Linked DNA regions of Homo sapiens: region 2 is linked to region 1. A link is a loop called in an ENCODE intact Hi-C map of the cell type or tissue named here. Cell type or tissue: natural killer cell. All regions are shown on one strand. Each heading gives the region's core, and the rest is flanking DNA. Links, peaks and the distances in the headings are about the cores only.

Region 1 (5,198 bases), core at 1,069-3,568:
TGTAATCCCAGCACTTTGGGAGGCTGAGGTGGGTGGATCACTTGAGTCTAGGAGTTTGAGACCAGCCTGGGCAACATGACGAAACCCCATCTCTACAAAAAATACAAAAAAAAAAAAACATAGTCTGGGTGACAGAATGAGACCTTGTCTAAAAGAAAAAAAAAAGGAAGAGTGTTGTAGGAAGGGGGAAGAGTATATGCAAAGGCTCAGAGGTATGAGGGATTAACAACTTTTGAGATGCTGAAAATTGAGTGTGAGTGCAACACAGAGTGGAGGCTGATGGAGAAGTTCTAATCAGCTATGCAAGGGGCCTAGACTTGATCCAAAGGCAATATATGAGAATACTCGTATATTAGAGAAATGACTGACTTCAGAGAGGAGAATGAAATAAGGGCTTAGAGCCAGGCGGTTCTGGGTAAATCAGGCATTTACAATGGTGCAAGCTTGGGTGAGCTATTTAACCTTTGAGGCCTAAGATTCCTCTCCTGTTGAAAGGGGCAACTTAATATGGTAACCTCCCAGGGTTGTTACAAGGATTAGCAATAAAAAGTGTTGAGTTCTTAGCACAGTGTCTGGCACTTAGTAGTTGCTCCATAAATGGTGCCTAGCAGTATTGTCACAGTTGGGAGAAGGGCAAAATCGGAGGCAAGGAAACAATCTGTTGCAGCAGTCCAAGCAAGATGTGGGAAGGTGTGGCCTGCAGTAGCAGAGAGGATGAGCAGAAGTCAGTGGAGGGGGCCAGCACGGTGGCACATACCAGCACTTTGAAAGGCCAAGGCGGGCAGATCACTTGAGCCCAGGAGTTTGAGACCAGCCTGGCCAACATGGTGAAACCCCTTCTCTACTAAAAATACAAAAATTGGCTGTGCCAATTTTTGGCACATGCCTGTAATCCCAGCTACTTGGGAGGCTGAGACATGAGAATCTCTTGAGCCTGGGAGGCGGAGGTTGCAGTGAGCTGAGATTGTGCCACTGCTCTGCAGCCTGGGCGACAGAGCCAGACTCTGTCTCAAGAAAAAAAAAAATAAAAAAATAAGTCAATGAAGGGGTGATATTGAGGATGTGAGGTGGAGAGGATTTGGTGTCCAATCAGATGTGAGGGGTGAGTAGTCACACATGACTTCCCTTGATCTGTGTGTTGATGTGTGCACTTGCACACAGGATATGCAGGCATTTTAGAGGTATCTATTCAGTTCTGAGAATGGCTCTTGACAGTTGCTGGATCCGGCCAACAGTGAAGGGCCAGGGCAGTATCTGAGGACCTGGCCCTCAGTCTCCCAGAAGAACCCCCGCCTCTGCCCTCTGCCCCAATCCCTCCTGAACTATTTCCTTTCCCCCTTTTCACCCATTTCTCCCTCTCCCCACCTTCCATCACCTCCCCTACATAGGAACCCGCTGTAAGTTATAAGCCTACCTAGGCCCACTTTCCACCGCCTCAGTTAATGAAGGTCCTTGGGACTCAGCTACCAACATTAACACCTCCTCCCCACATAGCCTCAATGGGACGCCCCCCTCTGGATTTCAAAGCGCTGTTCAATGCCCCCATCCACCCCCACCTCGCGTGGACGTGTGAGGCAAGAAGGACGGTTGAAGCTGAGGCAGGATTTGGGGGGTCTTAGCCCCCAGCCACAGCTGTGGGGGAGATAGGCACCCTCAGAAGGACAGGACAGGTCGTGAGCTCCGGGGCTGCTGGGAGGTCTCTTGCGGCCTAGGCCAGGCTCAGGGCCGCCGGGGATCTCGCCTCCATCCCGTGCCTCAGTGTCCCGGCGCGGCCGAGGGGCGGGCGGCAGGGGGCGGGGCGCGGGCGGGGCCGGCCGGGCCAGGCGCCCGGGCAGGAGGCAGCTGCATATCTGCGGTCCCGACCACAATTGCTGGGAGTCGCGTCCCGGAGACTGGCGGCGCTGACTCTGCCCGCTGCGGCCGCCGCGCCGATTAGAGCCCGAGAGGGAGCGCCAGCCCGGGGGAGGGGGCGGCGGCGGGGGAACTCCGGATGCCCCTTCGCCTCCGCCCAGCCAGCGCCCCCCGCTGCCCGGCCCAGTCCTTTCTCAGCCGCCCGAACCCAGGACCGGAGTCCTGCCTCTTCCGCCGTAGCTTTCTCGAGGCTGCATCCAAGCTTCTTCCTCCGGATCTTGCAGTGCCCGAGGTCCCGACGGTGCCAACATCCCGTTGGCCCCCAGCCTGCCAGTCTCTCATGCCCTTTCTCTTCCCCATCACCCCACACAGAGAGGAGTAGGGATCTCAGAGCTCCCCCATTCTCTTATCCTCCGCTCCCCAATGCACTCTCTAAGCAAAAGCCGTTCCAAGCGAAGAAGAGAATCAGAGACTCAGAGGACGGGCTTTCCAGGGCCGGAGCACCCCCTGCTGGCTGGCCCGAAGCCCCTCCCCCTCCCCCTCCAGCTGTGACCTCCAGCTGTGGTGGCTGGGAAGAGCTGGCCCCTTTGATCTAGGAGCGTGGCAACCCCCTCCAGGCGCCCCATTAACCTCCATTATCCCAATTAGGCAGCCCTCCCAGTCCTGGATCCAAGCTTCAAAGCCCCCTCAGTTGGGAGAAAAGGGAGCTGAATCGTATGCCCCCTACCTCCCCACCAAGCCACACCACTTTCAGACAAGACCCAGGTGCTCTGGTCTCCAGCTTGTGTACATGATAGCAGGGCCAGAAGAGGGACCCTCAGGGGCCACCCTCGTCCCAATACTGAAACTTCATTAAAAAGAGAAGCAGATAGGCAAGGGGACCCTCTTTTGCTGGCCCATTTTCCTGCATTCAGTGATTTCAGTGGCAGCATCCAGGTTCCTGGCTGACCTGAGCTTCCCATCAACTTATCCAGCTTTATCCTGTGGAAAGGGGAGCCAAGAACCAACCCACTCCTCCCTTAATCCTATCTCAACACTCCCTTCCTCCCTCCCTCCTGGAACAATTTCCGCTGGGGGAGCCAGAGCAGGGCCCAGCACAGTGGCCGCTTCCTGGAACATTTTCCTGTATCCGAAACCGCGGCTCCCTCCCTAGGGACCGGCTGATCAAGGCCAGATGGGAGAAGGGATGGGGGAGGAGGAGAGGGAGCCAGGCTCTCACCATCACCCCCTCCCAACACATAGGCACACCACAGGAGCCCCTGCCCTGACACACAGAGGCTGACACAGGCACACACCACATGTCATAGTCACACCATGGGCATTCATGGGGACACATGAACCACAGAGGCCAGGTCTTAGAAGAAGTTAACACACCCGTAGATGATCACCCTCTCTCTCTACCTGGCCCTCTAAAGGACCCTAAGGCCTTTCTTGCCAGATAAGGAGACCTTAGGAATCCAAGAACATTGGCACAGGATAGCAGAAGGACCTCAATTAACAGAGGAGACAGACAGAGACATCTAATGTGCCCTGCCAGACAACACCCACCAACCATCCCATTCCAATTCTAGATGGCACTCAGGCCTGCCTAACCCATCATCTCTCCAGGATCCTGGGAACTGGGGTAGAGGAAGGCTGTGGGAGCTTCTTCTCAAGTGCTACCTTCAGAGCACTTTCTAGTTGCTTCCAGATTCTTGGAGAAGATGCATATGATGTCTAGTGGGCTCGCTCATGGCAGCCAAGGGACAAAGAAAGGGGAAGAATGTGTGCAGCTGCAGGGAGCTCTGGGAGCCTAGAGGAGGAAGGAGAACACCAGAGTAACTCCTGGAGACAGAGAGTAACCCTGGGGATTTTGTGGCCTTACTGGTGACATACTGCCCCAGCACTGCTCCTCCTGATCTCTTCTATCTCAGTCTTGGTGATTGAGAAGAAGAGGGTAGGGATTATGCCCCCAGCTTAGCCCATTCTTCAACCATATTATCTTCTGCCCATCACATTTCCAGTACAACACCCTACTTTTTTTTTTTTTTAGACGGAGTCTTGCTCTGTCACCCAGGCTGGAGTGCAGTGGCATGATCTCAGCTCACTGCAACCTCTGCCTCCTGGGTTCAAGCGATCCTCCTACCTCAGCCTCCCGAGTAGGTGGGACTACAGGCGTGCGCCACCACTCCTGGCTAATTTTTGTATTTTTAGTAGAGATGGGGTTTCACTATGTTGGCCAGGCTGGTGTCGAACTCCTGACCTCAGGTTATCCACCCACCTTGGCCTCCCAAAGTGCTGGGATTACAGGTGTGAGCCACCACGCCTGGCCCTGAAGACCCTAATTTTTTTTTTTTTTAGACGGAGTCTCGCTCTGTCGCCCAGGCTGGAGTGCAGTGGCACGATCTTGGCTCACTGCAAGATCCGCCTCCCGGGTTCACACCATTCTCCTGCCTCAGCCTCCCGAGTAGCTGGGACTACAGGCGCCCGCCAGCAGGCCCGGCTAATTTTTTGTATTTGTATTATTATTTTTATTATTTATTTATTTTTTGAGACGGAGTCTCGCTCTGTCACCCAGGCTGGAGTGCAGTGGCACGATCTCGGCTCACTGCAAGCTCCACCTCCCAGGTTCATGCCATTCTCCTGCCTCAGCCTCCCGAGTAGCTGGGACTACAGGCGCCCACCACCACTCCTGGCTAATTTTTTTTTTTGTATTTTTACCAGAGACGGGGTTTCACCATGTTAACCAGGATGGTCTCCATCTCCTGACCTTGTGATCTGCCCGCCTGGGCCTCCCAAGTGCTGGGATTACAGGTCTGAGCCACCACGACCGGCCTGAAGACCCTAATTTTTACATCCCTCATTTGTCTTTTGCTAGAAAGGGCACAGATTTGTGCATGGATACACTATGGGACAGAACTATGGAAAAGCTGAGGATGGAGATACATAGTCTTCTCTTTCCTGGAACATATTACTGGTTTAGGGAAATATTTGAAATTGGAAAGTTCCAGAAAATCTGGGATGCATGGTTACCACAAACGGATGAGGGACTGACTATATAATCATAAGAACCAAAGCTAATCAGGATGGCCAAAAGTCCTTGTGTTCTTTCTTCAGTTTTGTGGCCCAGTTAGAAGGTATATCTTCCTTTCCCAAGCTCACCTGGGGTGGCAACACGTCAAGCCATCTTTACTCACATATTTAATGGTTTGCCTCCAACTATCCAGAAGTTATTTATTTATTTATTTATTTATTTATATTTTTATAGAGACAGGGTCTCCCTATGTTCTCCAGCTGGTCTTGAACTCCTGGGCTCAAGCCATCCTCCCACCTCGGCCTCCCAAAGTGCTGGGATTACAAGCATAACC
Region 2 (3,683 bases), core at 1-2,500, 280 kb before region 1:
GCCAGGGGTTGAAGGATTAGAAGGAGATAGAGGGCTTGGTGGGGAGGACACATGTAAGTGCTAGAATCAAACACTGAAGCGAAACAGGCAACTGGCACAAGCAGCAAGCTGAGGCATGGGACGGGGCAGGAAAAGGGGAGGGAGGGGCCACGCTGCCCCTCTGGGCTTGCTCAGCTAAGGCTCTGGGGTCTTGCCCTCACGCTGGCAGGGAGACAGGCCCCAGAGCCTCAGCCCCAATACCCGGGAGCTAGGGACATGGGTGGCACTGGTAAAGAAAGGATGGAAGGGGAGAAAGGAGTGAAGGCCCTAGTGCCCTGTCACCTCACAGCCCCTCTCTCTTAAACATGCAACAGGCACCCACCCATGTGGGTCCAGGTATGGGGAGCCAGAGACCTAGATCCTCTGTGGTGCCTGAGCAGGTTGGGGTGGGGAGCCAGCTCTCAAGGGAAAGATGGAGAGCCTAGAGGAGTCTTCCTGGGGCAGCAGCCAGTGAAAGGACAGAGATGACCAAAGAGAGGTCCCCTGGCCCTGCCAGGGGTATGACAGCAGCAACTGGTTCACACAACCAGGAAAGAAAACAAGAAAGAGGAATTCAAGGAGAAATACCATGGTGAGTAGGGGAGGGGGCTGTCTACTCTACCCTCTACAAAGCATCATGCCCGAATAGCAGCTGAGATAGGGTGCTCACGCCTCTCCACCCACACAGGGCCGGTGAGGGAAAGGGGGACCCAGAAGCCCACTGACCAAAGCGAGTGGGACCACCCACATACCAACACCATTCTTTGGGTCCATTCCTGTCCAACCAGGGACTCAGGCCCAGGGACTGACAACAGTGGCAGCACCAGGTCAGAAACGTGGGCACAGAGAAGCGTGACAGGGGCCTGAGCCAGTGGGGGCAGAGTGACTACACACCTCCAGGGGCCTGCTGGGTAAACGAAGCCTCTGGGAAGTCAGGAACTGGGTGCCTGGCCCAGCAGAGGGTGAGCAGGGAGAAGGAGCAGGTCTGGAGGGGAGGCCCTAGCCACTCAAGGGGTGCAGATCTACTTTGACTTTCTCCCCGCAGCTCAGCATTCCAATGGTGGGGAAGAAGCCTCCAGAAGGAACAACAGCATCCTTCTTCCCAATGATCTTGCCATTCCGAGTGAAGAAAACCTGGGGAGGAGGTGGGGAGAAGAATGGAGCAAGCAGGCTGTGGCCTCTTCCCTGAGGATGCTGGAGCTCCACAGGCCTGAACCCCAATCACCCCAGCTTCCAGCGGGGCTGGAGAGGGGCAGTTAAGGTGTTATGGGAAGTGACCACCAGAGGGCGTGCTGAGGCCGGAAAACAGCCTCCCAAGACCGTCTCCCGATCTCAGCAACCCCTGGAGCTGGGAACAGCCCTTGGGCAACGCCAGAGCTTCCCGTCTTTCCCACCCTGGTTGTGAGTTCTGTTCCCCACTAATACCCACCCTTTGCCCAGACCCAAAAACCCTGGTCCCACCTCAAACTCTCCGTACTCACCACCACCTTCCTGCCCTCATGCTCCGGCTCTATCTCTTCCCCATCCTCTTCCTCTTCCTCTTCCTCCTCTTCCTCTTCCCCTTCCTGGTGCAGGTACATGACATTCCGCACGTTCCGGACGGCCCGGGCAGTCGGAGACAGGATCACTGTGTCACAACTGTCATCACTGTCCCCTAGGAGACCAGGAAACCTGAGCTCCTGTGGTGCCTTTCCACCCTCGGCCCCAAGCAGCCTGGCTGGCCACCCCTACCCCACTCACCCTCACTGTCCAAAATGTAGTCCCGGGGGAACATGATTCCACAGCCCATGATGTCCCCTTTGTAACAGCGTGGCCCAAAGGGGTCCCCCACACCACTGCCATGGAAGATCTTCCCATCGTCTGTTGGAGGGAGGGGAAAGGACAAACACTTGAGGAAGGAGGGCTGACACCACACCCCCAGAGTGGCTCATGAAGCTGAACACTTCCCACCCCTCAGAGGAAGGGAAGGGTCAGGGCGGAAACAAAGATGGAGAGAGAGGCCGGGCGCGGTGGCTCACGCCTGGAATCCCAGGACTTTGGGAGGCCAAGGAGGGTGGATCACCTGAAGTCAGGAGTTTGAGACCAGCATGGCCAGCATGGCGAAACATCTCTACTAAAAATACAAAAATTAGCTGGGCGTGGTGGCGCCCGTCTGTAGTCCCAGCTACTCAGGAGGCTGAGGTGGGAGGATCACTTGAGCCTGGGAGGCAGAGGTTGCAGTGAGCCAAGATCATGCCACTGCACTCCAGTCTAGGTGACAGAGTGAGACTCCATCTCAAAAAAAAAAAAAAAAAAAAATTGGAGCGAGATATATGGGAAGGGGGCACCAAATAAAATAAAGAGACGTAGTATCCATCTGCTCAAGGTAAGGGTAAGGGAGAACCCTTAGGAAATGAGTCAGAGGAGGGGGCCCTAGGGAAGGAATGAACACCCAGGGAGGGCAGGCAGGGGGAGGTGGGTCGAGGAACTCTAGGCTCAGTTTTCTTCTAAAGAAAGCCAAGGAAACCAAGCAGCAAAAGAAAAAAGAAAATGAGGAAATGAGGGTCTGCAGGAAGGGCACGGGGGGACCAGCTCAGAGGCCTGGAATGTCCCATCTGGGCCCAGATCTCCCTCTCCTGTCCTGCTCCCCTGGTTTCCAGAGCTGGGAGGAAAACACAGATGAGGAGGAAGCACTAGCGATTTGGGAAGGGGAGGTCAGCCAGCAGCAGGGCAAACAGCAAGGCCATTTGTGAGGGGCCAGGAGAGGGGAAAGTGGATGTCCCTATGCCTCCACATCTCCCACCATCCCACCTTTCCCAGGCAGCCCGCTATTCACCTGCATGATAAGCCACAGACCCTCTGCTCCAGCCAGGGTGCCTGTTCTTGGGATAGTCCTGCACCAAGAAGAGAAAAGAAAATCTATGGTCCCATGCATAAACAAGACAGGAGAGAGTGGCGAGTAGCATCTGAACCTCTGGGACAGACCACAGCCCAGAGAGTGCCAACCCTGCACACTCATACCCTGCAGGCACTGGGGCTTCAGGGGAACCAGGGAGGGTGAGGAAAGTGTTAGTTAAGCTTTTAAGGCCAGAGCCATGGCATGTCCCACCCCCTCCCCCCAGGCCTTAGTGTGTGGTGCAGTCATGACCTGTCTCAGGTCCTTGGTCACATGGGGTGTGTACTCTTACACAGCAGACACATACAACTGTGTTCCATCTCAGCTTAGCACCCTCCCTCCAAAGCCTGGGCTCCCCTGGTTTCTCCTAAGAGCTTCCTGGTGCTGCCCCAACAGCCCCAGACCTGAGCAGCTCCATGAGCAAAAAAGCTCAGCCTTTGTGCCCACCTTCCGTGCCAGCCCCAGGGCGATGTAGCATTTCTCTCCAGGGTCCACGATCTCCACCTCGAAGTAGTGGCTGCGGGTGCTGAGTGGGTGCCGGGCCTGGGCCAGCCCCACATCCACGATGCTTTTGCCCTTCCCTAAGTACTCCAGCAGCTGTGGGGGAAGAGCCAGATGGGGGTCAGGGGACAGGCTGACACCCACCCTGGAAACCTGGGCCCAAGGCAGTCTGGGTCCCACTTTCCCAGGTCTGACAAAAACTCCTGGCTGAAAGGGAAAGAATCCTAGAGATACAATGTGGCCCCAAAGTTCTAGGCCAGCATGGAAGAGCAGGATGGGGTGGGAGGCA

Evidence for each region. Hi-C counts contacts between places; a loop is a spot of excess contacts. Peaks named below come from ENCODE experiments on the same cell type or tissue, not always from the same donor. Only the 100,000 strongest peaks of a DNase experiment are listed, where the experiment ranks them.
Region 2: a loop joins it to region 1, with 3 times the contacts of the local background. A loop is called at or near these places in 3 of 110 quality-filtered maps.

The regions. Positions count from the first base shown.
Region 1 is chr12:53,343,037-53,348,234 of GRCh38, forward strand. It overlaps a transcript of SP7 not described here. Among named protein-coding and RNA genes, the nearest start is that of SP7, 9.3 kb to the left of the region's middle. RefSeq lists silencers at 1,826-1,995, 2,386-2,445. In natural killer cell, for the core only: a CTCF peak has its summit at 2,348 (motif pointing left); DNase peaks (open chromatin) are centred at 1,185, 1,485, 1,875 and 2,355; H3K4me3 peaks cover 1,015 bases; H3K27ac peaks cover 424 bases.
Region 2 is chr12:53,064,815-53,068,497 of GRCh38, forward strand. SPRYD3 (SPRY domain containing 3) reads right to left here. Exons shown (of 11, transcript NM_032840.3): 7 at 3,341-3,490; 8 at 2,834-2,891; 9 at 1,759-1,878; 10 at 1,500-1,672; 11 at 1-1,152. The coding sequence ends at 1,018. Among named protein-coding and RNA genes, the nearest start is that of MIR6757, 9.7 kb to the left of the region's middle. RefSeq lists an enhancer at 1,125-1,626. In natural killer cell, for the core only: a CTCF peak has its summit at 1,300 (motif pointing right); a DNase peak (open chromatin) is centred at 1,317.